Linked DNA regions of Homo sapiens: region 1 is linked to region 2. A link is an interaction called in ENCODE POLR2A ChIA-PET data of the cell type or tissue named here. Cell type or tissue: PC-9. All regions are shown on one strand. Each heading gives the region's core, and the rest is flanking DNA. Links, peaks and the distances in the headings are about the cores only. Region 1 overlaps PRPF6 (pre-mRNA processing factor 6). Region 2 overlaps TPD52L2 (TPD52 like 2).

Evidence for each region. ChIA-PET counts read pairs that join two places held together with the same protein. Peaks named below come from ENCODE experiments on the same cell type or tissue, not always from the same donor. Only the 100,000 strongest peaks of a DNase experiment are listed, where the experiment ranks them.
Region 1: POLR2A ChIA-PET joins it to region 2 with 14 read pairs; 24 of 35 experiments call an interaction of 5 or more read pairs at or near these places.

The regions. Positions count from the first base shown.
Region 1 is chr20:63,984,466-63,996,885 of GRCh38, forward strand. PRPF6 (pre-mRNA processing factor 6) reads left to right here. Exons shown (of 21, transcript NM_012469.4): 3 at 442-560; 4 at 8,942-9,020; 5 at 10,451-10,627; 6 at 10,862-11,017. Among named protein-coding and RNA genes, the nearest start is that of PRPF6, 9.5 kb to the left of the region's middle. In PC-9, for the core only: no CTCF peak of the experiment used is centred there; no DNase peak of the experiment used is centred there.
Region 2 is chr20:63,866,107-63,881,880 of GRCh38, forward strand. TPD52L2 (TPD52 like 2) reads left to right here. Exons shown (of 7, transcript NM_003288.4): 2 at 3,190-3,335; 3 at 7,562-7,710; 4 at 9,710-9,769. Among named protein-coding and RNA genes, the nearest start is that of TPD52L2, 8.7 kb to the left of the region's middle. RefSeq lists enhancers at 1-615, 12,063-12,232, 14,824-14,993, 15,535-15,704. In PC-9, for the core only: no CTCF peak of the experiment used is centred there; a DNase peak (open chromatin) is centred at 7,505; H3K27ac peaks cover 410 bases.

The DNA of each region.
Region 1 (12,420 bases), core at 1,971-9,970, 120 kb after region 2:
GAATTTGCAAAAATAGTGCCCCCCCAAAAAAAAGTTTCTGCATGTCTTTCACCAAGCTTCTCCCGATGTTACATGACCTTAGTGCAGTTATTGAAACGAAGGAGTTAACATTGACACAGTACTATTAACTAATTTGTCAGTCGTATTTGCATTTCATGTTTTTCCATGAATGTCCGCTTTCTGGCTTAGGCTTAGTCCAGGATCCCCCATTGCATTTCGTCATGTCTCCTTGGTCCCTTCCAATTGGGGGTCTCCTCTGTCTTCCATGCCCTTGACGCTTGAAGAGTAGTCACCAGTTATATGGTAGACTGTCCCTTGATTTGGCTTCGTTGGCTGAAGAAAATAATTTAGCAAGTATTTCACAAGTAGAGATCTCCGTTTCGCTGGTGGGGATGGTGTTGAAGGAAAAGCTGACCTCTACACGTGTTGTTTGCTTCTCAGTTTAATGGCTATGCTGGGAGCCTCTTCTCAAGTGGACCCTACGAGAAAGATGATGAGGAAGCAGATGCTATCTATGCAGCCCTGGATAAAAGGATGGATGAAAGAAGAAAAGAAAGACGGTAAAAGAAATTGTTGCCTTTCACAATATTTATCCAAGTTTAAAAAAAAGTTTTGTGGCCAGGCGCAGTGGCTCACGTGTGTAATCCTAGCACTTTGAGAGGCTGAGGTAGGACGATAGCTAGAGCCCAGGGGTTTGAGACCAGTGTGGGCAACGTAGGGAGACTTAATCTCTACAAATAATTTAAAAATTAGCCAGATGGTACACACCTGTAGTCCCAGCTACTTGGGTGGCTGAGGTGGAAGGACCGTTTAAGCCCAGGAGGTAGAAACTGCAGTGAGCCATGATCATTCCAGCCTGGTTGGCATAGTGAGACCCTGTCTCAAAAAAAAAAAAAAGTTTTGTTTTGAATTGTTTTATATTTGGAGAAAAGTTGCAATAGAGTATGTGTGTCTGCTTAGCTTTTAGGCCACCTGAGGGTCTTGGTCTGTCGTAGCCATGCCTGGATAAGCACTGGGCTGTTACAGAACAGCCTTAGGGCCTGGGGGCTGCAGTGGAGAGCTTAAGAACTCTTAAGTTTTTCCAGAAATCAGCAGAATTTTGTGGATTACTTTTACGATACATCAGGGTTACCATCTTTGAAATGAAAAGGGCCTACTGACTTGATTATTATATGTTGAGTAATTTGCAAATGAATTAAAGATGTTAAATGACACATACAAGCTACCAAGATTGAACCATGAAGAAATCCCAAACCTGAACAGACCAATAAAAGGTAATGAGATCAAAGCTGTAACAGAAAGTGTCCTAGCAGAGAACATCTCAGGATCTGATTGCTTCATTGCTGAATTTTACCAAATATTTGAAGAAGAACTAATACCAATTCTACTCAGACTATTCTGAAAAATAGAGGAGGGAATACTTCCAAACTTATTCTACAGAACCAGTATTACCCTGATACCAAAACCAGACAAAGACACACTGAAAAAAGAAAATGTTAGGTCAGTATCCCTGATGAACACTGATGCAGAAATCAGCAGAATACTAGCAAACCATATTCAACAACACATTAGAAAGATGGTTCATCGGCTGGGCGCAGTGGATCACGCCTGTAATTCTAGCACTTTGGGAGGCCGAGGTGGGCGGATGATGGGTCATCTGAGGTCAGGAGTTCAAGACCAGTCTGGCCAACCTAGTGAAACCCAGTCTCTACTAAAAATACAAAAATTAGCCGGGCATGGTGGGTGGTGTACGCCTATAATCCCAGCTACTTGGGAGGCTGAGGCAAGAGAATCGCTTGAACTCGGGAGGTGGAGGTTGCAGTGAGCCGAGGTCACAACACTGCACTCTAGCCTGGGAGACAAGAGCAAGACTCCATCTCAAAAAAAAAAAAAAAAAAAGATCGTTCATCATGACCAAGTGGCATTTTGCCCAGGGGATACAAGTGCAAGGGTGGTTCAACATATGCAAATTAATCAGTGTTATACATCATATCAACAGAATGAAGGACAAAAACCATATGATCTTTTTTTTTTTTTTTTTGAGACGGAGTCTCGCTCTGTTGCCCAGGCTGGAGTGCAGTGGCGCAATCTCAGCTCACTGCAACCTCCACCTCCTGGGTTCAAGTGATTCTCCTGCCTCAGCCTCCTGAGTAGCTGGGACTACAGTTGCCCGCCACCACGCCTGGCTAATTTTTTGTATTTTTAGTAGAGACGGGATTTCACTGTGTTAGCCAGGATGGTCTTGATCTCCTGACCTCATGATCCACCTGCCTCGGCCTCCCAAAGTGCTGGGATTACAGGCGTGAGCCACTGCGCCCGGCCTAATCATTTTAATTGATTCTGAAAATGCATTTGATAAGATTCAACATTCCTTGATGATAAAAACTCTCAAAAAACTGCATATAGAAGAAACATACCTCAGGCTGGGTGTGGTGGCTCACGTCTGTAATCCCAGCACTTTGGGAGGCTGAGGCGGGAGGACTGCTTGATCTCAGGAGTTTGAGACCAGCCTAGGCAAGAGGGTAATACCTTTTCTTTACAAAAAAATACAAAAATTAGCCAGGCTTCGTGGCACACACCTGTAGTCCTAGCTACTCAGGAGGCTGAGATGGGAGAATTACTTGAGCCCAGGAGGCAGAGGTTGCAGTGAGCTGAGATCATACCACCACACTTCAGCCTGGGCCACAGAGCGAGACCCTGTCTCAAAAAAAAAAAAAAAAAAAAGGGGGGGGGAGCATAACACAATAAAAGCTATATACAGCTGGATGGGGTGGTTCACGCCTGTAATCACAGCCCTTTGGGAGGCCCAGGCAGGCAGATCATTTGAGGTCAGGAGTTTGAGACCATCCTGACCAACATGGTAAAACCCTGTCTCTACTAAAAATCCAAAGATTAGTTGGGTGTGGTGGCTCAGGCCTATAATTTCAGCTACTCAGGAGGTGGAGGTTACAGTGAGCTGAGATTGTGCCACTGCACTCCAGCCTGGGCAACACAATGAGACTGTGTCGCAAAGAAAAAAAAAAGCCACATATGGTAGGCCCACAGCTCGTATCATACTGAATGGGGAAAAACTGGAACGCAACAAGGATGCCCACTTTCACCACTGTGATTCAACATTGTACTGGAAGTCCTAGCTAGAGCAGTCGGACCAGAGAAATAAATAAAAGGGCATCCAGATTGGAAAAGAAGAAGTTAAATTATCCTTGTTTGCAGATGATATGATCTTATATTTAGAAAACCCTAAAGACTCTACCAAAACACTATTGGAACTGACAAATTGATTAAAGTTGCAGGCTATGCCCCCAGGTGTGGTGGCTCACACCTGTAATCCCAGCACTTTGGGAGGCTGAGGGTGGGTGGATCACCTGAGGTCAGGAGTTTGAGACCAGCCTGGCCAACAAAGAGAAACCCTGTCACTATTAAGAATACAAAAATGGCCGGGCACGGTGGCTCACGCCTGTAATCCCAGCACTTTGGGAGGCCGAGGCAGGTGGATGACTGGAGGTCAGGAGTTCGAGACCAGCCTGACCAACGTGGTGAAACCCTGTCTCTACTAAAAAAATTACAAAAGTTGCCAGGCGCTGGGACTCACGCCTGTAATCCCAGCACCTTGGGAGAGTGAGGTGGGTGGATCACTTGAGGTCAGGAGTTTGAGACCAGGCTGACCAACATAGTGAAACCCTGTCTCTACTAAAAATACAAAAATTAGCTGGGTGTAGTGGCACACGTCTGTAATCCCAGCTACTCAGGAGGCTGAGGCAAGAGAATTGCTTGAACCTAGGAGGCAAATGTTGTAGTGAGCTGAGATTGCACCACTGCACTCCAGCCTGAGTGACGGGGCAAGACTCTGTCTCAAAAAAAAAAAAAACCAAAAAACAAAAATTAGCCGGGTGTGGGGGTGCACGCCTGTAGTCCCAGCTAGTTGGGAGGCTGAGGCAGGAGAATCGCTTGAACCCAGGAGGTCGAGGTTGCAGTGAGCTGAGATTGCACCACTGCACTCCAGCCTGGGTAACAGAGTGAGACTCCATCTTAAAATAAAAGAAAATATCCATACTACCCAAAGTAATTTACAGATTCAATGCAATCCGTATCAAAATACTGGGGACATTATTAACAGATAGTGAAAAAATAGCCAGGTGCAGTGGCTCATGCCTGTAATCCCAACACTTTGGGAGGCTGAGGCAGGTGGATCACTTGAGGTCAGCAGTTCGAGACCAGCCTGGCTAAACCCCATCTCTACTAAAAATACAAAAATTAGTTGGGCATGGTGACAGGTGCCTGTAATCCCAGCTACTTGGGAGGCTGAGGCAGGAGAATCACTTGAACCTGGAAGGCAGAGGTTGCAGTCAGCTGAGATCGTGCCATTGCACTCCGGCCTGGGCAACAGAGTGAGACTCCGTCTCAAAAAAAAAAAAAGAAAAAGAAAAAATAATTCTAAAATGTACATGGAGCCAAAAAAGACCCAGAATAGGCAAAGCTATCCTGAGCAAAAGGAACAAAACTGGGGGAACACTTGACTTCAAATTATACTACAGAGCTGTAGTAACAAAAACAGCATAGTACTGGCAGAAAAACAGACACATAGACCAATGGAACAGAATGGACCCAGAAACAAATAGGTACCTCTACAGTGAACTCATTCTTGACAAATGTACCAGGAATATTTATTGGGGAAAAGACAATCTCTTCAATAAACGGTGCTGGGAAAACTGGATATCTATATACAGAAGAATGAAACTAGACCCCTCTCTGTCACCACATACAAAAATCAAATTAAAAGACTTTAAGACCTCAAGCTGAAACTACTAGAAGAAAACATTGGAGAAACTCTACAGGACATTGGACTAGGCAAAGATTTCTTGAGTAATACCCCACAAGCACAGGCAACGAACGGAAGCCAGGTGTGGTGGCTCGCTCCCGTGAGCCAAGAGTGCGCTACTGCACTCCAGCCTGGGCCACAGAGACTGTCTCAAAAAGGAAAAAAATAAAAAGTTCTCATTATAGAATATTAGGAAAATAAGAGTAAGTATGGGTAAAAGCATAACATTTATTCATAAGTCTAGAAAGTAACAGTTAACATTTTGGCTCATTTCCTCTTTCTGTTGCTTTTTTTTATCTTGGCTCACTGCAACCTCTGCCTCCCGGGTTCAAGCAATTCTCCTGCCTCAGCCTCCCAAGTAGCTGGGATTACAGGTGCCTGCCACCACGCCTGGCTAGTTTTTGTATTTTAGTAGAGACGGGGTTTCACCATGTTGGCCAGGATGGTCTCAAACTCCTGGCCTTGTGCTCCATCCACCTCGGCCTCCCAAAGTGCTGGGATTACAGACGTGAGCCACTGCGCCCAGCTCTGTTGCTTTTTATACATGTAATCATAACTTCCTGTGATGTATGTAGAATGTTTTATTTTTTGAAGATAATTTTAGAATAGTAAAATATAGTTCTTCTGGAATTTTATTTATTTTTTATTTTTTTGAGTCTCCCAGGCTCAAGTGATTCTTCTGCCTCAGCCTCCCAAGTAGCCGGGATTATAGGCACGCGCCACCACACCTGGCTAATTTTTGTGTTTTTAGTAGAGACAGGGTTTTACCATGTTGGCCAGGCCGGTCTTGAACTCCTGACCCCAAGTGATCCACCCGCCTCAGCCTCCCAAAGTGTTGGAATTACAGGTATGAGCCACCGTGCCCAGTCTTGCCACACACTTTAAACAACCAGATCTTACGTGATGTAAACTTGCTGCCTCGAGGACAGCACCAGGCCATCAGGGGTCTGCCCTCAAGACTCAAGTGGCCTCCCACCAGGCCCCACCTCAAACATTGGGAATTATAATTCAGCATGAGATTTCATGGGGACACAGATGTAAACCATATCCTTTGGCCTCCCAGAGTGCTGGGATTACAGACATAAGTCAATGTGCCTGGCCTGGACATCTTTTTAGAAGCTCGTTATTAAATCATTGTGCATAAATTTTATACCTATAGTAATTAAACGTGAATGGCATTGCATTTCACTTTTTTTTTTTTTTGGATACAGGATCTTACTCTGTCACCCAGGGTGGAGCGCGGTGGCTTGATTATAGCTCCCTGTAACCTTCAATTCCTGGCTCAAGCGATTCTCCTGCTTCAGCCTCCCAGGTAGCTGGGATTACAAGCACGTGCTACCACACCCAGCTAATTTTTCTTTTTTCTTTTTTTTTTTTTGAGATGGAGTCTCACTCTATTGCCCAGGCTGGAGTGCAATGGCGCAACCTCGGCTTACTGCAACCTCCGCCTCCAGGGTTCAAGTGATTCTCCTGCCTCAGCCTCCCAAGTGGCTGGGATTACAGGCATGCACCGCCACGCCCGGCTGATTTTTGTAGAGATGGGTATTTTTAGTAGAGACGGGGTTTCACCAATGTTAGCCAGGCTGGTCTTGAACTCCTGCCCTTGTGATCTGCCTGCCTTGGCCTCCCAAGGTGCTGGGATTACAGGCTTGAGCCACCACGCCAGGCTCACACCCAGCTAATTTTTGTCTATGTTGCCCAGGCTGGTCTTGAACTCCTGGCCTCAAGTGATCCACCTGCCTCCCCTAACCTTGGCCTCCCAAAGTGCTAGGATTACAGGCATGAGTTACTACACTCAGCCCTACATTTTAAAAATTGATTGGAACCTCCAGGGTTAATGCATTTTAAAAAACATCAGGCTGGGTGCAGTGGCTTACATGTGTAATCCTAGTACCTTGGGAGGCCAAGGCAGGAGGACCACTTGAGTCTAGGAGTTCGAGACCAGCCTGGGCAACATGGTGAAACCCTGTCTCTACAAAAACAAAATTAAAATTAGCCAGTTGCACATGCCCGTAGTTCCAGCTACATTCCCAAGGCTGAGGCAGGAGCATCGCTTGAGCCTAGGAATTAGAGGCTACAGTGAGCTATGCTTATGCCACTGTGCTCCAGCCTGGGCAACAGACCAAGGCCGTGTCTCTAAAACAAAAACAAAACAAAAAACAGCAGGTGACACGGACCCATGAAGAAAGCCATTAAATTAAATGTTTTTAAAAAGTAGTGTACTTGGCCGAGCACGGTGGCTCACACCTATAATCCCAGCACTTTGGGAGGCCGAGGCGGGCAGATCATGAGGTCAGGAGATCGAGACCATCCTGGCCAACATGGTGAAACCCCGTCTCTACTAACAATACAAAAATTAGCTGGGTGTGGTGGTGCATGCCTGTAATCCCAGCTACTCAGGAGGCTGAGGCACGAGAATCACTTAAACCCAGGAGGCGGAGGTTGCAGTGAGCTGAGATCGCACCACTGCATTCCAGCCTGGTGACAGAGTGAGACTGTCTCAAAGAAAAAAAAAAAAGTAGTGTACTTATTAAAACTTTTTATTCTGAAAACTGTCGTAATACAAACAAGTAGGAAGAACAGTACTGTGAATACCATATCCTCACATGTAGTCTCAACACCGAAGTGCAATTACATGGGTTATGTTCTGGCACATAGAGCTGTGCAGCTGAGCTGAGTTGGTTAGAGGTGAACTATTTACTTGGAAGAGAAGGAAGCAAGGAAGGAAAGGTGGGATGAGTTCAGTAGAGTGTTTGGAGTGTTTGGTGGTAACTAGGATAGTTACTGTTTTTCCTTGTAGGTGTTTTTTTGTTTTGTTTTGTTTTGTTTTGTTTTGCGACAAGGTCTCGCTCTGTCGCCCAGGCTAGATTGGCTCACTGCAACCTCCACTTCCTGGATTCAGATGATTCTCCTGCCTCAGTCTCCCAGGTAGCTGGGGATTACAGGTGCCCACCACCATGCCCAGCTAATTTTTATTTTTATTTTTATTTTTTTGAGACGAAGTTTCACTCTTGTCACCCAGGCTGGAGTGCAATGGCATGATCTTGGCTCCCTGCAACTTCCACCTCCCAGGTTCAAGCAATTCTCCTACCTCAGCCTCCTGAGTAGCTGGGATAACAGGCATGCGCCACCACGCCTGGCTAATTTTCATATTTTTAGTATAGATGGGGTTTTACCACATTGGCCAGGCTTGAACTCCTGACCTCAGGTGATCTGCCCACCTCGGCCTCCCAAAGCGTTGGGATTACAGGTGTAAGCCACCACGCCTGGCCTTCTTAGGTGTTTATGGGATGGTCCTACCTTTGGGATTTTGTGAATTTTCAAGCAGTAAATATACACATGTCCAAATGGAGGTATTTAGATCAAAGTAAGATCTTTTTTTTTTATTTTAATGAATTTCTACATGTTTTTATTTGGTGGATAATTGAATTAGTAGACTTACGAATGTATTTATATTTATTTATTTAGAGGCAGAGTCTCTCTGTGTTGCCCAGGCTGGAGTGCAGTGGTGCGATCTTGGCTCACTGCACCCTCTGCCTCCTGGGTTCAAATGATTCTGCCTCAGCCTCCCAAGTAGCTGTGATTACAGGTGTGTGCTACCATGCCCAGCTAAGAATGTATTCATAGTTACCTTAAAATATATTTGATTTGGGCTGGGTGCGGTGGCTCACACCTGTAATCCCAGCACTTTGGGAGGCCAAGGTGGGTAGATCACAAGGTCAGGAGTTCGAGAACAGCCTGGCCAGGATGGTGAAACCCCGTCTCTACTAAAAACACAAAAATTAGCTGGGAGTGGTGGCGAGCACCTGTAATCCCAGCTACTTGGGAGGCTGAGGCAGGAAAATCACTTAAACCCAGGAGGTGGAGGTTGCAGTGAGCTGAGATTGCGCCACTGCACTTTAGCCTGGGTGACAGAGCAAGACTCCATCTCAAAAAAAAAAATGTGTGTGTGTGTGTGTGTGTGTGTGTGTGTGTGTGTATATGTATATATATATATATATATTTGATTTAGCTACTAAGAGTATGGAATTGTTCTTTTTGGTGATTTAATTGAGATGGATAATAAATTTGCTTCAGAACAGACATGCAGTGTTTCTGATGTGTGCATGTTTTATTTCCTAGGGAGCAAAGGGAGAAAGAAGAAATAGAGAAATATCGTATGGAACGCCCCAAAATCCAACAGCAGTTCTCAGACCTCAAGGTGAGCCGATGAAGCGGTGAATGGTGTGCGGTTTCTAACGCTCTCACCCTAACCCGCAGAGACTCAGACTGCTCTTACGTGGAATTTATGAGACTTTACGTTTTTAATTTAGGGGGTCATTGCTTAGAAGAAGAAAGTGTTTGCTTCAGTATGTTTAATTATATGTGTGTAAAAAAAAACCCTTCCCCTACTGTAAAAGGTAGGACAAATGAACTTATTTTCTTTGTAATTTTGACTCCATTTATACCTAAGATTTTCTTTTTTCTTTTTTCTTTTTTTTTTTGGAGGCAGTCTGGCTCTGTTGCCCTGGCTGGAGTGCAGTGGCGTGGTCTCAGCTCACTGCAACCTTCACCTCCTAGGTTCAAGCAATTCTTGTGCCTCAGCCTCCTAAGTAGCTGGGATTACAGGTGCCTGCCACCATACCCAGCTAATTTTTGTATTTTTAGTAAAGACAGGATTTCGCCATGTGTACCAGGCTGGTCTCAAACTCCTGAACTCTAGTGATCTGCCCACCTCAGCCTCCCAAAGGGCTGGGATTACAGGCGTGAGCCACCACGTCTGGCCCCATTTATACGTAAGATTTTCTAAACTGTGTCCCCTGGGCTTTGAGAGAATAATTTACATTTTAGTGAAGTTGAACAGATCCAATAAATTGATTTTTCTTTTCTTTTTCTTTTTTTTTTTTTTTTGAGACGGAGTTTGGCTCTTGTTGCCCAGGCTGGAGTGCAATGACGCGATCTCAGCTCACCGCAACCTCCGCCTCCCAGGTTCAAACGATTCTCCTGCCTCAGCCTCCCTAGTAGCTGGGATTACAGGCATGTGCCACCATGCCCGGCTAATTTTGTATTTTTAGTAGAGATGGGGTTTCTCCATGTTGGTCAGGCTGGTCTCGAACTCCCGACCTCAGGTGATCTGCCCGCTTTGGCCTCCCAAAGTGCTGGGATTAACAGGCATGAGCCACCGTGCCCGGCCTAAATTGATTTTTCTAAGTGAAGTAGAAAACTATTTTTGGGGCTGGGTACAGTGGCTCACATCTGTAATCTCAGCACTTTGGGAGGCTGAGGTGGGAGGATCACTTGAGCCCAGGAGTTTGAGACCAGCCTTGGGGAGAACCTGTCTTTACAAAAAATAAAAACTTAGCCAGGCATGGTGGCCCACGCTTGTGGTCCCAGCAACTTGAGAAGCTGAAGTGGGAGGATCACTTGAGCCTGGGAGGTTGAGGCTGCAGTGAGCTGTGATTGTGCCACTGAATCCAGCCTGGGCAACAGAATGAGACCCATCTCAAAACAAAAGTAAAAAACAGTTGCTGCATCCAAATCCCTTCTAAAGCTTGGTGATCTGGAGGCTAGGGGTGAGAGAGGGCATGGTCCTACCTGGGCACATGAAATTCTGTCAGAGAATTAATGTTTTTGGGGGCTGGATATTTCCAGAGGAAGTTGGCAGAAGTCACAGAAGAAGAGTGGCTGAGCATCCCCGAGGTTGGCGATGCCAGAAATAAACGTCAGCGGAACCCACGCTATGAGAAGCTGACCCCTGTTCCTGACAGTTTCTTTGCCAAACATTTACAGACCGGAGAGAACCATACCTCAGTGGATCCCCGACAAACTGTGAGCTTCCAAAAAAGGGCACATGTGGCCCATTTAGTCCTGTTAGATCAGTGGCAGGAATGGTGGGTGGTGTTGGATTCAATGCTTCTGCAGGTCATGGCTATGCTGTGGCCGAGTCTGTCTGCACAGCTGTGCATATGTCAGGCCACTGGGGAAGTATTTCAGAGAGTAAATTTCTTGGGCATGCAGTGCAAACCGTTGTTTTATTCTTGCCTTTCCTCTCTTCCCCTCCAGCAATTTGGAGGTCTTAACACACCCTATCCAGGTGGACTAAACACTCCATACCCAGGTGGAATGACGCCAGGACTGATGACACCTGGCACAGGTGAGCTGGACATGAGGAAGATTGGCCAAGCGAGGAACACTCTGATGGACATGAGGCTGAGCCAGGTGAGTTTGTCACACAGCATTTTCCTGTGGACAGGTTTAGACAGTTTAATTTTGTTTTGTTTTCTTTTTCTCCTTCTTCTTCTTCTCCTTTTTCTTCTCCTCCTTCTCCTCCTCCTCCTTCTTCTCCTTCTCCTTTTTTTTTTTTTGGCTTGATTTTTGCCTGAATAATTCCGCAGATTTTTAAAATTTTGACCCAGAGTCTTGCTGTGTCACTCAGAGGCTGGAGTGCAATGGTGTGATCTTGGCTCACTGCAACCTCCACCTCCTGGGTTCAAGTGATTCTCCTACCTCAGCCTCCTGAGTAGCTGGGATTACAGGTGCCCACCACCACACCCGGCTAATTTTTGTATTTTTTGTAGAGACGGGGTTTTACCATGTTGGCCAGGCTGGTCTTGAACTCCTGACCTCAGGTGATCTGTCTGCCTTGGCCTCCCAAAATGCGGGGATTACAGGTGTGAGCCACTGCACTTGGCCTTTTTTTAAAATATAAAATAATAATTTTTTAAAAAGTGTGTTTTTTTCCTGCCTCTCAGTAAATTGTCTTGTGGCCCTGCATGGAACGTGTACTTTGATCTGGAGACTAGGTGCTCTAGACACCAGTGAAGTACAGAACTCTTTCTGATATGCATATCAGATACCACGAAGGAACATACTACTTTTGGCCTGGCCAACATGGTGAAACCCCGTCTCTACTAAAAATACAGAAATTGGCCAGGTGTGGTGGCGGGCGCCTGTAATCCCAGCTACTTGGGAGGCTAAGGCAGGAGAATTGCTTGAACCCGGGCGTTGGAGGTTGCAGTGAGCCGAGATTGCACCAGTGCACTCCGGCCTGGGCAACAGAGTGAGACTGTCTCAAAATAAAAAACAAAAACAAAAACAAAAAGTGGCACAATCATGGCTGGCTACATACAGCCTTGACCTCCCTGGGCTAAGGCGATCCTTCCACCTCAGCCTGCCAAGTAGCTGAGATTACAGGCATGTGCCACCATACCCAACTAATTTTTGTATTTTTTGTTGAGATGGGGTGTCACTAGGTTGCCCAACCTGGGCTGGAGCTCCTGGGCACAAGTGATCTGTCCGCGCTGGCCTCACAAAGTGCTGGGATTACAGGTGTGAACTACCATGCCCAGCCTGAAATTTGTTTACATAGAAATTGTAAAACTTTTTGGGCCAGGCACTCATGCCTGTAATCCTAGCACTTTGAGAGACCAAGGTAGGAGGATTGCTTGAGGTCAGGAGTTCAAGACCAGCCTGGGCAACATGGTGATGGTGAGACTCTGTCTCTACAAAAACTAAAAGAAATAGCTGGGCCTGGTGGTGCCTGTAGTCCCAGCTGTTCGAGAGGCTGAGGTGGAAGGATTGCTTGAGCTAGGGAGTTTGAGGCTGCCATGAGCTATGATCGC
Region 2 (15,774 bases), core at 3,336-11,335:
TCTTTCTTTATTTTTTTGAGACGGAGTCTTGCTCTGACGCCAGGCTGGAGTGCAGTGGCGCGATCTCAGCTCATTGCAACCTCGACCTCCCGGGTTCAAGCGATTCTGCTGCCTCAGCCTCCTGAGTAGCTGGGACTACAGGCACGCGCCACCAGGCCCAGCTAATTTTTGTATTTTTAGTAGAGGCAGGGTTTCACCATGTTGCCCAGGATGGTCTCGATCTCTTGACCTTGTGATCCGCCCGCCTCAGCCTCCCAAAGTGCTGGGATTACAGGCGTGAGCCACTGTGCCCGGCTACATATTAAGCTTTATAATTCCTAGGTGCTGCATTATTCTGGAGGGTGTTTTTTGTTTGTTTGTTTTTGTTTTTTTGAGATGGAGTCTCACTCTGTCGCCCAGGCTGGAGCGCAGTGGCTAGATCTCGGCTCACTGCAAGCTCCGCCTCCCGGGTTCACTGCCATTCTCCTGCTTCAGCCTCCCAACTAGCTGGGACTACAGGCGCCCGCCATCATGCCCGGCTAATTTTTTGTATCTTTAGTAGAGACGGGGTTTCACTGTTAGCCATGACGGTCTTGATACCCTGACCTCGTGATCTGCTTACCTCGGCCTCCCAAAGTGCTGGGATTACAGGCGTGAGCCACCGCGCCTGGCCTTTTTTTTTTTTTTTTTTAATTTTTTTTTTGGGGACAGCGTCTCCCTCTGTCTCCCAGGCTGGAGTGCAGTGGTGCAATCATAGCTTACTGCAATCTTCAACTCCTGGGCTCAAGCGATCTTCCTGCGTCAGCCTCCCAGGTAGCTGGGACTATAAGACTACAGGCGCACCATGCCAGGTTAATTGGTCTTTCTACTTTTTTTTTTTTTTTTGAGACGGATTTTCGCTCTTGTTGCCCACGCTGCAGTACAATGGCGCGATCATGGCTTCCCGCAACCTCTGCCTTCTGGGTTCAAGCGATTCTCCTGCCTCAGCCTCCCGTGTAGCTGGCATTACAGGCGTGCGCCACCATGCCCGGCTAATTTTGTATTTTTAGTAGAGATGGAGGTTTCTCCATGTTGGTCAAGCTGGTCTCGAACTTCTGACCTCAGGTGATCTGCCCGCCTTGGCCTCCAAAAGTGCTGGGATTACAGGTGTGAGCCATTGTGCCCAGCCTCATTTGTCTTTTTTTAAATAGAACAGAAAGGCTGGGCTCGGTGGCTTACGCCTGTAATTCTAACACATTGGGAGGCCGAGGCCAGTGGATCACTTGAGGTCAGGAGTTTGAGACCAGCCTAACCAACGTGCCAAAACCCCGTCTCTACTAAAAATAAAAAAATTAACCGGGCATGGTGGTGTGCTCCTGTAGTCCCAGCTACTTGGGAGGCTGAGGCAGGAGAATCGATTGAACCCAGGAGGTGGAGGTTGCAGTGAGCGGAGATCGTGCCACTGCACTCCAGCCTGGGTGACAGAGTAAGACTCGTCTAAAAAAAAAAAAAAGAGAATCAGTGGATAAAAAAGTGGATACGCTTCGTTTAGTAAGCGTTTGTGGAGCGCCAAGGAAGTGCACACGGCTCCAGTCCTATGGGACATTTGAAGGGAGTGAGATGCAGCCAGCTTTTAAGAAGAGTATCTTTGTTAAGTGCATTTAATCTGGTGTCTTTGTGTTGTCTTTTAAAAGGCATAGTTTTTTTTTCTTTTTCTTTTCTTTTGTTTTTTTTTTTTGAGACAGTCTCAAAAAAAAGAGACGGGGTTTCACCATATTGGCCAGGCTGGTCTTGAACTCCTGACCTCAGGTGATCCGCCCGCCTCAGCCTCCCAAAGTGCTGGGATTACCGGCATGAGCCACCCCGCCCGACCAGTTTTTCTTTTTTTTTTTAAAGAATTTTTTTTTGGCCGCGCGTGGTGGCTCAACGCCTGTAATCTCCCGGGTTCAAGTGATTCTCCTGCCTCAGCCTCCCAAGTAGCTGGGAACTACAGGCGCGTGCCACCACGCTAACTAATTTTGTATTTTTAGTAGAGACGGGGTTTCACCATTTTGGTCAAGCTGGTCTCGAACTCCTGACCTCATGTGATCCACCTGCCTCGGCCTCCAAAAGTGCTGGGATTATAGGCATGAGCCACTGCGCCTGGCAGTAAGCCTGTTTCTTTTCAGAATGTTTTGGTCAACAGGGAAAGTGTTACAATAGTCATGTGCTTGGATTTGGAGAGAATCGAAATAGACTGTTTTTCTTTATGTGAAATCTTGTAGACTTTTAGGGTAGTCAGGAAGATGCATTTGACATGAAGAAAAAACAGTGGCTGCAGGAATTTGAATGTGATCTGGGTGTAGTTGAGGTGTGTGGTGGCAGCACACCGCTCTGCACCTCTCTGCCTGCTGGCGGCCTTCTGGCAGTGGGATGAGAATCGGGAGGTAAGTAAAGGGAATTTTGTTTTGCTGCCTCCCTGAAGGAGCTGAATGAGCAGCATGTGCTCCTAGTACGTAATTTTAGCATGTGCTCTGTCAGATGTGTTGAGAGGAAAGTGATGCTTATTGTGTATATTAACCATATTAGGTTCCTTTTTTTAAAAAAAGTGGAAATTTGTCAGGGTATGGTGGCTCACACCTGTAATCCCAACACTTTGGGAGGCCAAGGCGGGCGGATCACCCGAGGTCGGGAATTGGAGACCAGCCTGGCCGACATGACGAAACCCCGTCTCTACTGAAAATACAAAAATAGCCAGCGTGGTGGCGTGCGCCTGTAATCCCAGCTACTCGAAGGCTGAGACAGGAGAATCACTTGAACCCGGGAGACGGAGGTTGCAGTGAGCTGAGATCGCACCATTGCACTCCAGCTTGGGAGGCAGAGTGAGACTCCATCAAAAAAAAAAGGTGGAAGGTCTGTTAGATTGAGCTGCTTTCTCTGTAGCAAGGGTTTCCTGCCTCTGACGATAGTATTCTCACTGGGAAGCCAGAATTCGGGTTTGCCTGCCTTGGGCCGGCATTTGTCGTGCCCTGAAGCAGCACAAGTGGCATTGGCTTTTCAGCTCAGGTGGTCTGAGGTGTGGCTGCCCTCGTCTACTGCCCATGCTGTCCTCACAGACCTTTCAGAGAAGAGGTGTTAGTCTCCAGGGTCTCACCCACTCCCACCTGTGCTTTTGTCCTGCTAGAGACCTCTACCGTATTTACTTGGAACTAACTTATTTGACACTTTGTGGCCTCATTTTGTCTCTGGCAGATATCAACCTGAATTCTCCTAACAAAGGTCTGCTGTCTGACTCCATGACGGATGTTCCTGTCGACACAGGTGTGGCTGCCCGGACTCCTGCTGTTGAGGGTCTGACAGAGGCTGAGGAGGAGGAGCTCAGGGCTGAGCTTACCAAGGTGCTGTGGCTTGGCTGTCTGTCCTGGGGTGAATTGGAGTTAAGGCCCTCTTGGATTAGTGAGAGGCCAGGGTACTGGCCACGCTCGGGAGGAATTGCCCTGGGTGGTCACCTACCCTGCTCTGTGTTCCGACTGATAACGGGGTTCTCTTTGTATGTGCCCAGCTCCATGCACTGGACTCAGAGCCACCTGGCAGTGGAGACAGGGCATGACTCCCTTCCCATACCTCTGTGCCTGGCCCTTCCTAAGTGCTCCCTGAGGAGTGTTCACACATGAACCGCCTCTGAGCAGCCATCTGCTGGGAGTGTCTCTGTTGGAATTAACACTTGATAATCATTTTTAAGACCCCATGAATCTTTCTTGTCCTGGATCTTAAGTTTTCTTTTAAACATATTTATTTTGGCTGGATGCAGTGGCTCATGCCTGTAATTCCAGCGCCTTAGGAGGACAGGGTGGTAAGGTGGGAAGATCACTTGAGCCCAGGAGTTTGAGAGCAGCCTGGGCAACACAGTGAGACCTTGTCTCTACCCCCAAAAATTAGCCAGGTGTGGTGGCATGTGCCTGTAGTCCCAGCTACTCAGGAGGCTGAGGTGAGAGGATTGCTTGAGGCCAGGAGGTCAAGGCTTCAGTGAGCTGTGATTGCATCCTGCACAGCAGCCTGGGTGACAGGGCGAGACCCTGTCTCAAAAACAAAACAAAAACTTCTTTTCTAAAAAGTATTTATGTGATCTTCTTTAAGTGAGAGTCCCTTAAGAGTAATGTAGGAATTAAGAACAAAAGCCTCCAACCATAATTTTTAGTCAAACCAACTGCCAAGAGTTTTCTTTTCACCCTGTGATGTGGTTTAATTCCAGAATCTGGGTCCAGGCCTAGGTCTGAGTAAGGTTGGTTGTGCCGCTGAGTCTGAGGACCAGGTTTCAGATCCTGAGGACATCACACAGCTATTTCTAGCCTAGAAGATTAAAGGAGAGTAGCAGGAAGTCCAAGGACACTTTGCTTTCCATTTAACTTCAGAATATGTGAGTTTAGAAACTAAATCCACAAGGTTTTTTTCAGAGTTGAATTACAATAAGGTGAAGTTTTTTTTTTTTTTTTTTTTTTTTTGAGTCGGAGTCTCTGCCGCCCAGGCTGGAGTGCAGTGGCGCAATCTCGGCTCACTGCAACCTCCAACACCCGGGTTCACGCCATTCTCCTGCCTCAGCCTCCTGAGTAGCTGGGACTACAGGCGCCCACCACCACGCCCGGCTAATTTTTTTGTGTTTTTAGTCGAGATGGGGTTTGTTTTTTTTTTTTGGAGACAGAGTCTCGCCCTGTCGCCCAGGCTGGAGTGCAATGGTGTGATCTCGGCTCGCTGCAATCTCCGCCTCCCAGGTTCAAGCGATTCTCCTGCCTCAGCCTCCCGAATATCTGGGATTACAGGCGCGTGCCTCCCTGCCCATCTAATTTTCGTATTTTTAGTAGAGACAGAGTTTCACCATGTTGGCCAGGCTGATCTCAAACTCCTGATCTTGTGATCCACCCACCTTGGCCTCCCAGAGTGCTGGGATTACAGGTGTGAGCCACTGTGCCCGGCCCCTACAAGGTGAAGTTCTGTATTGCTTTTTTTTGTTGTTTTTCTTGAGACAGAGTCTTGCTCTGTCGCCCAGGCTAGAGTGCAGTGGCGTGATCTCAGCTCACTGGAGCCTCTGCCTCCCTGGTTCAAGTGATTTTCATGCCTCAGCCTCCCAAGTAGGTGGGATTACAGACGCCTGCCACCACACCTGGCTAATTTTTGTATTTTTAGTAGAGACAGAGTTTCACCATGTTGGCCAGGCTGGTCCCGAACTCCGAGTCTCAAGAGCTCCACCTGGCTCAGCCTCCCGAAGTGCTAGGATTACAAATGCGAGCCGCTGTACCCAGCCAAGAAAGAGAATTTTTTTTTTTTTAAGGACGGAGTCTCACTCTGTCGCCCAGGCTGGAGTGCAGTGGCGTGATCTGGGCTCACTGCAGCCTCCACCTCCTGAGTTGAAGTGATTCTCTTGCCTCAGCCTCCCGAGTAGCTGGGATTACAGGCGCACAGCACCATGCCTGGCTAATTTTTGTATTTTTAGTAGAGACGGAGTTTCACCACGTTGGCCAGGTTGGTCTCGAACTCCAGACCTCAGGTAATCTGCCTGCCTCAGCCTCCCATAGTGCTGGGATTACACGCAAGAAAGAGTTTTTTTTTTTTTTTGAGACTTTTTGCTCTTGTTGCCCAGGCTGGAGTGGAATGGTGCGATCTTGGCTCACTGCAGCCTCTGCCTCCCAGGTTCAAGTGATTCTCCTGTCTCAGCCTCCCGAGTACCTGGGGTTACAGGTGCATGCCACCACGCCTGGCTAATTTTTGTATTTTTGGTAGAGACGGCCTTTCATCATATTGGTCAGGCTGGTCTCGGACTCCTGACCTCAGGTGATCTGCCCGCCTCGGCCTCCCAAAGTGCTGGGATTACAGGCATGAGCTATCGTACCCGGCCAAGAAAGAGAATTTTTAAAGAGAAGCTAGTCATATATGAGCTGAAGATACTGAGAACTCATTCTAAAGTGGTAAAGCTTTGAATGATGCCCCTTTCAGAGGTCATGTTCTTTTTTTTTTTTTTTTTTTTTAAAGACCTGAGAAAGTTCAAGTCTTCATGATCAGGAATCTTTCTGTTGCTCAGTTCTAACTACGTTAAGCACAAAAGATAATTTACCTTTTGGTTCGTGTAACTGACTCTTGCCAAGGTTTGGAACTGACCTCAGGAACACAAGTGTTTTCTTAAGGGTGTTTTTTTCTGTCACCTGTGTCACTGTCCATCTGCCTCCTCCTCTCTGCATATGGAATTCTATGAGTGCAGACGGTGCCCGGCTGCCAACAGTTCCAGCTTCTATTGTCCAAGCCCAGACTGAGAGCCCTGAGGGAAAAGGATCCTCACTGTTTTTTGTTTGTTTGTTTGTTTTTGAAACAGTCTCGGTCTGTCACCTAGGCTGGAGTGCAGTGGCATGATCTCGGCTCACTGCAACCTCTGTCTCCTGGGTTCAAACAGTTTTCCTGCCTCAGCCTCCCGAGTAGCTGGGGTTACAGGCGTGCACCACCATACCTGGCTAATTTTTGTATTTTTAGTAGAGACGGGGTTTTGTCATGTTGGCCAGGCTGGTCTCAAACTCCTGACCTCAGATAATCTGCCTGCCTTGGCCTCACAAAGTGCTGGGATTACAGGCGTGAGCCACTGTGCCCGGCCAGGGTCTTCACCATTTTTTTGTTGTTGTTGTTTTGTTTTGTTTGAGATGGAGTCTCGCTCTGTCACCCAGGCTGGAGTGCAGTGGCACAATCTTGGCTCACCCGCAAGCTCTGCCTCCTGGATTCACACCATTCTCCTGCCTCAGCCTCCCGAGTAGCTGGGACTACAGGTGCCCGCCACCGTGCCTGGCTAATTTTTTGTATTTTTTAGTAGAGACAGGGTTTCGCTGTGTTAACTGTGTTAGCCAGGATGGTCTCGATCTCCTGACCTCGTGATCCGCCCGCCTTGGCCTCCCAGAGTGCTGGGATTACAGGCATGCGCCACTGCGCCCGGCCGGTCTTCACCTTTTTAATACCATGCCCAGTCCTAGTAAAGAGCTCGGACAAACCTGGCATGGTCATCCTGGGCCATTCCTCATGACCACAAATGGACATGGTGATTGGTAGCTCTCCCAGAACCATTTAGTTGTGGGGCATGGGATAGTTCCCTGGAGTCAAGTTCCTAGTACCAGATAAAAACAAATGTCTGCTGGCTGGGCGCGGTGGCTCACGCCTGTAATCCCAGCACTTTGGGAGGCTGAGGTGGGAGGATCACCTGAGGTTGGGAGTTTGAGACGAGCCTGACCAACATGGTGAAACCCCATCTCTACTAAAAATACAAAATTAGCCGGGCAGGGTGGCACACGCCTGTAATCCCAGCTACTTGGGAGGCTGAGGCAGGAGAATCACTTGAATCTGAAAGGCAGAGGTTGCGGTGAGCCGAGGTCGTGCCATTGCACTCCAGCCTGGGCGACGAGCGAAACTCCATCTCAAAAAAAAAAAAAAACCAAAACCCAAAAATCAGATGTCTGCTGTAGATGCTGTTATTCCTAGGACGAGTTAATGCTTTGGTAAGCGGAAAGTTCTTGTGTAACTCATGGCACTGTGCATGAGGATGTTAGTCACTTCCTGCAGTAGTGATGGCTCATCATGTCAACTGCATGCTTTGCAGGTGGAAGAGGAAATTGTCACTCTGCGCCAGGTCCTGGCAGCCAAGGAGAGGCACTGTGGAGAGCTCAAGAGGAGGCTGGGCCTCTCCACCCTGGGGGAGCTGAAACAGAACCTGTCCAGGAGCTGGCATGACGTGCAGGTCTCTAGCGCGTAGGTACCTGCCCCAGGCGCACCCCTGGGGGCTGAAGAGAACGGGCACCACACGTGCCCCGGCATGTGGGGGGGCGTCGTCATGCCCAGGGACGAGTTGCAGCCGTGGAGTTGAGTGGCCTGTTTGGAAGGATCCAGAGAGAGGCTCTGAGCCCTTGGCCCAGCGACTGTGCCTTGTTTGTTCAAAAAGCTTGGTGTCTACATGTGTTTTATTTATTTTTAAGTTTTTGTGTACTTTATTATTATTTTTTTTGAGACAGAGTCTCACTCTGTCGCCCAGGCTGGAGTGTAGTGGCGTGATCTTAGCTCGCTGCAACCTCTGCCCCCCGGGTTCAAGCGATTCTCCTGCCTCAGCCTCCCAAGTAGCTGGGATTACAGGCGCCTCCCACCGCGCCCGGCTGATTTTTTTTTTTGTGTGTGTGTGTGTGTGTGTGTGTGTGTTTTTAGTAGAGATGGGGTTTCACCATGTTGGCCAGGCTGGTCTTGAACTCCTGACCTTGTGATCCACCCACCTCAGCCTCCCAAAGTGCTGGCCACCACGCTGGCCTTTTTTTTTTTTTTATTATTATTCTTTTTTGAGATGGTTTCGCTCTGTCACCCAGGCTGGAGTGCAGTGGCGCAATCATGATTCACTGCAACCTCAACCTCCTGGGTTCAAGCAATCCTCCCAACTCAACCCCCCTCGTAGCTGGGATGACAGGCGTGCGCCACCATGCCTGGCTAATTTTTTCACGTTTTATAGAGACAGGGTCTTGCTTTGCTACCTAGGCTGGTCTCAAATTTCTGGGCTCAAGCAATCCTCTTGTTTTGGCCTCCTAAAATGCTTGGGATTACACGTGTGAGCCACCACATCCGGCTTATATACGTGTTCTAAAAAGGCAGACACACTGGCTAGTTGTCCTGGTGGAAAATGATAGGAAGACTGTTTCAGGGTCCAGACTTGAGAGAGCACTGATCAGGTCCTTGGCAAGAGCGGTTTTTCTGTGGTCCTTGTTGTGGGTGTGGCATGGTCACAGCCTCTGACCCAGATATGGCCATATGGGCCGGGCATGGTGGCTCATGCCTACAATCCCAGCACTTTGGGAGGCTGAGGCGGGTGTATCACTTGAGGTTAGGAGTTCAAGACTAGCCTGACCAACATGGAGAAACCCTGTCTCTACTAAAAAATAAAAAAATTTAGCTGGGCGTGGTGGTGCGCACCTGTGATCTCGGCTACTAGGGAGGCTGAGGCAGGAGAATCTCTTTAACCCGGGAGGCGGAGGTTGCAGTGAGCCAAAATTATGCCACTGCCCTCCAGCCTGGGTGACAGAGCAAGACTCTGTCTCAAAAAAAAAAAATATATATATATATATATTTATATATAGGACCATATGGTCCCACAACCCTAGGGACTCTGACCCTCCCCGATGACGACGTGGTCCTACATGACGACGTGGTCCTATAACCCTGGGACACCTGTCCCAGATGTCGCTCAGCTCTGAATTTGGGGAGTGCTGCTTTCTCACTTGGCCCTGTCCACGTGGCTTCTCTGAAACATACCCTTCAAGGTTGGGGTGGCTGTGGAATGTTTCCCAGAAGACATGTTCCTATACAAAGACAGAACAGGTCACATTTCATAAATCTCACATATGAGAGGCCCATGTTTTTGTCCTAGGACATCGTAAGTTTTGAATCCCAAGGGTGTTTTGGAGCTGTGGGCTGTGCCCTTCCAGTCCCCCACAGCAGTGCTGTTGCCCAAGAATCTCCTAGCGAGAGACCAGGGGCTACTGCCAGGTGACAGAAAAGGGAACATCAGTTCCGCTATACCCACAGCTCACCTGGCGGCCTGGGGCCTGCACAGGGCCTGGTTGAGGCAGTGGACCCCATTTTTGGGCCGTCTGTGGAGTTGATGTTCCTGCCAGCTGGTCCCTCTCTGTCTTCCCTGGAACTTCACCTGCAGTTTGATGCCTGAGTTAAAATTGTTCTTCTAAATAATTCACTGTAGACTTTCTGTTTTTAGCTATGTGAAAACTTCTGAGAAACTTGGAGAGTGGAATGAGAAAGTGACCCAGTCAGACCTGTGAGTGCCTGTATCATCAGCACCTCCTCCTTCCTCCTCTCCGCCTCCTGACACTCAGTCGGGGAAGGGGGCTGTGCACACTTGGCACAAAGCTTGTTTTGGTATTTGCTGGCTATTTTTTCTTCCTATAACTTTTCTTCTCTCAGGTAAACTATCCTTTAAACTTTTGTGGAACAGGGAATAGTAGCTGAGAGAAACTCACTCAGCCACCTGACCACACTTAAAACTCCCCTCTGCCTGATATGCGTCCCTTATGTAAGAGGCCTGCACTGGTCCTGGCTGTATCTCTAACTAATAGAGCTCCTTGGCTTCCGGCAGTGCACAAGCTGGACAACACCACTTGGCCTGGGTTTGTTGGTGGCGAATTTTTGTTTGTTCTAACCCTAACCCTTTTCCCTGCTTAGCTCCAGCTGTTGGGTTCTCAGAATTCCTTTCCTCCTTTAGGGGTAGTTCTTGAGTGGAGGGCATGGTGTAGGATATGCTGGTGGAAATTTGAAATCCTCACGATCTGGGAGGCACTGCATTGTCAGAGCATCAGCCAGTGTGGATCAAGTGTGGATAGTTTTGTATGTGTGTGTCAGTGGTGTTGTTCAGAGTGACTCCTAATATTTGGAGATCCTTAAACTAGATAATAGCACTTCATTTACTTGTGCTCTGATCTGATTATAACGTCTTTAAACTGAGGAGGGGAATATTTTTAAATAGTCTCTGTGGGATTTTTTCATCTGTTATTTAGAAGGAAGCGCTGTAATCGTTGCCACAGAACATGGGCAGAAAGTCCTCCCATGTTGGTCTGAAAGGAAGCAGTTGCTGCCGAGCTTGTCTTGAAGGTCCTGGGGGACCAGGCTGGCACTGCGTGCACATGGAGCCTTTGCGTCTGGTGTCACGGTGGGAGGCTGGTGTCAGGAACCCCGGGCGGTTCTCGGCATGTTGCCCCGGGTATTCCAGGGACCCGGGTGGTTCGTGGGCATGGCTACAGCAGCCAGCTGTACATCTGGGTGCTCTGGGGACCCGGGCGGTTCACGGCATGTTGCCCTGGGTATTCCAGGGACCCGGGCGGTTTGTGGGCATGGCTACAGCAGCCAGCTGTACATCTGGGTGCTCTGGGGACCCGGGTGGTTCATGGCATGTTGCCCTGGGTTTTTTTTGTTTGTTTGGTTTTTTTTTTGAGACAACGTCTCGTTCTGTCTCCCAGGCTGGAGTGCAGTGGCGCCATCTGGGCTCACTGCAAGCTCCGCCTCCCGGGTTCACACCATTCTCCTGCCTCAGCCTCCCCAGTAGCTGGGACTACAGGCGCCCGCCACCACGCCCGGCTAATTTTTTCTATTTTTAGTAGAGACAGGATTTCACCATGTCAGCCAGGATGGTCTCAATCTCCTGACCTCGTGATCCGCCTGCCTCAGCCTCCCAAAGTGCTGGGACTACAGGCGCCCACCACCACGCCCGGCTAATTTTTTGTATTTTTAGTAGAGACAGGGTTTCATGGTGTTAGCCAGGATGGTTTCGATCTCCTGACCTCGTGATCCGCCCATCTCGGCCTCCCAAAGTGCTGGGATGACAGGCGTGACCCACTGCACCCGGCTTGAGCAGGGTGTTCTAGGGACCCTGGTGGGCTGTGTCTCGGGCTGTTGAACAGTGACTTTGCTGGGCAGCAGATGGTTCCTAGGTTGGGACAGTGACGGTCATCCTTGCAGTTTGGGCATCAGGCGGACGCACAGTGCAGACTCAGTCTGAAAATAGTCTTAGGAGACTTCAGTGCTGTTTTGTAAAACCAACTGACATAAAGCTGCCGGGATCCTATTTCAAATAAATAGTGTTTTAGAGAGCTTATTACAACACTCAGCGTCCCGACCCCTCTGGAGAAACCTGTGGCTCAGCATGGAAGCATATGGCCAGTGCATCACCTGGCCGAGGCCATTCCCCTGAGTTCTGTGGCGAGAGCTGTCAACTGACGGTTCCAGAGTGGAAGCGTTTCTGCCGGGAAGGCCCAGGCCGAGGGCGATGGTTTCTGCCGGGACGGCCCAGGCCGAGGGCGATGGTTTCTGGTGGGAAGGCCCAGGCCGAGGGCGATGGTTTCTGCCGGGACGGCCGAGGCCGAGGGCGGTGGTTTCTGCCGGGACGGCCCAGACGGAAGGGATGCGGCTTGGGAGGTGGGGCCTGAGGATGTGGCCATGGCGCGTGCTCTTCCTGGCTGGTGCCTCTCCTAGTCAGCTTCAGGAGATGGGCTGTAGATGTACCTCCACTGCCCAGAGCTCTGCAGGGGAAGGCAGTAAAAGCTCCCTGCATCCTGACCCACGTGTTTGTAGATCCTTTCAGCTATTGGCGCCCTGGAGGATGGACGGGAAGGAGAACGTGGCCGGTGGGTGGAGGATAGCACTGGTGCCTGGCCCCATGAGGCTGCAATGCGGCCACATTCTCAGTGGGTCATGTCTGAATGCGAGAGCAGCTGTGTTCTGCGAGTGGTGAAACAATTGCCTGTTGCATTCTATTTATAGGCAGAGGTAACTAAAAACCTCAGTGCTGAGAGGGGCATCATATAGATCCTGCAGTTATGAGCTGGTTCACTTGGAGTTGTTTTGGTTGCAGGTGACAGAAAGCACGACTCAAGGTAGCATCAACCAAACAGGGAGGTGGGAGCACTCACCAGGCAGAGAAGTCCCTGCCCCCACTGCTGCAGCCCAACAGTGTGGCCCCATATGGGTCTCCCTGGACTAATGGCTGCGGCCTTGGAGGTGGTGTGCTCTGGCCAGGCCTGGATCACTTGTCCATCCTGAGTGGGAGTGGGGGCAGCCCCCAGAGACAGACTCAGGAGAGGGGGAGTGCAAGGATGTCCCCCAGATGCCCTGTGCTGCCCAGGGGACAGCTCACTGGCAGTGGGACGAAACCGCTGTCTGTCCAGGGCTCTCTTCCTAGAAGGTCTTAGGAACTCCCAAATGGGTGCTGGCTGGGGTTGCCCGGCCCGGTGCTCTCAAGGAGAGCTGAAGCTAGTTATTGGGTGCAGATGCTGGCTCTGACCCCTGCCCCTTCCTCCCGGGCTCAGCTTCCCCATCTGTCATGGAGTAATAACAACCCAGCCTTCTGGTCCACTGAGGAATGTGTGTGCCTGTGTGTTTGACGCTCTCAGAACAGGCCTGCAGCGCTGTGAGCCTTGGAAGGGGGCCTCACAGCTGCTGCCGCCACCTTGGAGGCCCAGGATGGGACTGAGAAGGGGAAGGGAGAGGTCAGAGCCACAGCTGTTGGGCAGGGACCTGCTGTAGGAAGAGAAGGCCAGGGAGGCGCTGGTGGTGGCCTCAGGCTATGCAGGTGATGCCCATTGTTTCCAGGGCCATCCCAGTTTGGAGGTTCCTGTTTCTAGAGGAGGTTCCCTTGTGACCCCCTCATTTCCACACCCGAGCAATGCTGAGGGCTGTGGGGCCCCCAGGGGCTTGAGTGTGGTTTATGGCACAGCAGGGACTGATCACAGTGGCACCGGGTGTCAGTGGCCAGTGGTCAGTGGCCAGGAACCCTCAGGACCCTCCTCCTTGTGTGGGTGGCATTTACCCACCCACAGGTCACGCTCAGGACCCGCATCTCATTCCGATCCTCCTTGTGTGGGTGGTACTTACCCACCCACAGGTCACGCTCAGGACCCCACATCTCATTCTGAAGGCCGGGCACAGGCGGTTGTTTTCTCTCCAACTTCGGTTTCCCCATCCCCACTCTTAGGGCACAAATGCAGGTGTAGCTTCCCCATGCCCACTCTTTAGGCACAAATGCAGGTGTAGCTTCCCCATCCCCACTCTTAGGGCACAAATGCAGGTGCAGCTTCCCCATCCCCACTCTTAGGGCACAAATGCAGGTGCAGCTTCCCCATCCCCACTCTTTAGGCACAAATGCAGGTGCAGCTTTCCCATCCCCACTCTTAGGGCACAAATGCAGGTGCAGCTTTCCCATCCCCACTCTTAGGGCACAAATGCAGGTGCAGCTTCCCCATCCCCACTCTTAGGGCACAAATGCAGGTGCAGCTTCCCCATCCCCACTCTTAGGGCACAAATGCAGGTGCAGCTTCCCCATCCCCACTCTTTAGGCACAAATGCAGGTGCAGCTTCCCCATCCCCACTCTTTAGGCACAAATGCAGGTGCAGCTTCCCCATCCCCACTCTTAGGGCACAAATGCAGGTGCAGCTTCCCCATCCCCACTCTTTAGGCACAAATGCAGGTGCAGCTTCCCCATCCCCACTCTTTAGGCACAAATGCAGGTGCAGCTTTCCCATCCCCACTCTTAGGGCACAAATGCAGGTGCAGCTTCCCCATCCCCACTCTTTAGGCACAAATGCAGGTGCAGCTTCCCCATCCCCACTCTTAGGGCACAAATGCAGGTGCAGCTTCCCCATCCCCACTCTTAGGGCACAAATGCAGGTGCAGCTTCCCCATCCCCACTCTTTAGGCACAAATGCAGGTGCAGCTTCCCCATCCCCACTCTTAGGGCACAAATGCAGGTGCAGCTTCCCCATCCCCACTCTTTAGGCACAAATGCAGGTGCAGCTTCCCCATCCCCACTCTTAGGGCACAAATGCAGGTGCAGCTTCCCCATCCCCACTCTTTAGGCACAAATGCAGGTGCTGTGAGCGCTTTAGAATCCTCTGCTGCAGGTGACTTTGCTTCAGCGAACCACAGAATGTTCACATGGTTTTATGCATTTGTTATTTCAGGGAAAATCAAGGTTAAAGATGTCTTCAGAATTTGTATTTTTGGGCTGGGCACGGTGGCTCACACCTGTAATCCCAACACTTTTGGAGGCTGAGGCAGGCGGATCACGAGGTCAGGAGATCGAGACCATCCTGGCTAACACGGTGAAACTCCGTCTGTACCAAAAATACAAAAAAATTAGCCGGATGTGGTGGCGGGCGCCTGTAGTCCCAGCTACTCGGGAGGCTGAGGCAGGAGAATGGCGTGCACCCGTGAGGCAGAGCTTGCAGTGAGCCGAGATGGTGCTGCTGCACTCCAGCCTGGGCTACAGAGCAAGACTCTGTCTCAAAAAAAAAAAAAAAAGAATTTGTGTTTTTGAAACTAAATATAGCAGGTCATTAGTTACTTATAACTGGTGTTTTATTAATAAAAGAAGAAAAAATTTAAAAACAGCCATGATTCCAGCTGCACGGAGCCTGGATGGGAAAGTGCATCCTCTGGGCTGAGCACGGTGGCTCACACCTGTCATCCGAGCGGGCTGGGCGCAGTGGCTCACACCTGTCATCCCAGCACTGCGGGAGGCCGAGGCGGGTGGATCACCTGAGGTCAGGAGTTCAAGACCAGCCTGGCCAACATGGTGAAACGCTATCTGTACTAAAAAGACAAATTTAGCAGGGCGTGGTGGTGGGTGCCTGTAATCCCAGCTACTTGGGACGCTGAGGCAGGAGAATCTCTTGAACCCGGAGGCGGAGGTTGTAGTGAGCTGAAATTGCACCACTGCCCCCCAGCCTGAGTGACAGAGCGAGACTTTGTCTCAAAAAAAAAAAAAAGAAAGAAAGTGCATCCTCTGGTAGGCCTTGGGCCGGGGGCGGGCATGAGAGAGCTGCGCTGGGATGCGCTGCCAGGGCACACTTGGTGGGTCACACACTCTTGTCAACTGTTTGGGGGCTGGAGAGTAGTAGCACTCAGCTCACACGGGCCTTCTGCAGGGAGTGGTGGGAGGGCCTGTGAGTAAGGGCTCCGGAAGGCCCATCATTGGGACCTGGTGCCGCCAGTGGGAGCAGGAGGAGCCTGTGCCTTCTCTGGCGCCAGTCATCCCAGATGCCACTCAGGGCTTGGCTGGGTTTGCCAGCTCTCCAGGTTGGCACTGGTAACGCCAAGATGGTCCTGGGAGCCCATCTCCATTCAGCCTCGAGTTCCCTGGCTTCACTGAGGGAGGAGCCGTGATAAGGTGGCTGTGGGTTCGCATTTTGGACTTTGTTATGTCAGAGTCTGCTGTGTTTTGTGTTTATGGTGGCAGCTGGATGAGGGCCAGCGACTTCAGGTGTTGACTGTCA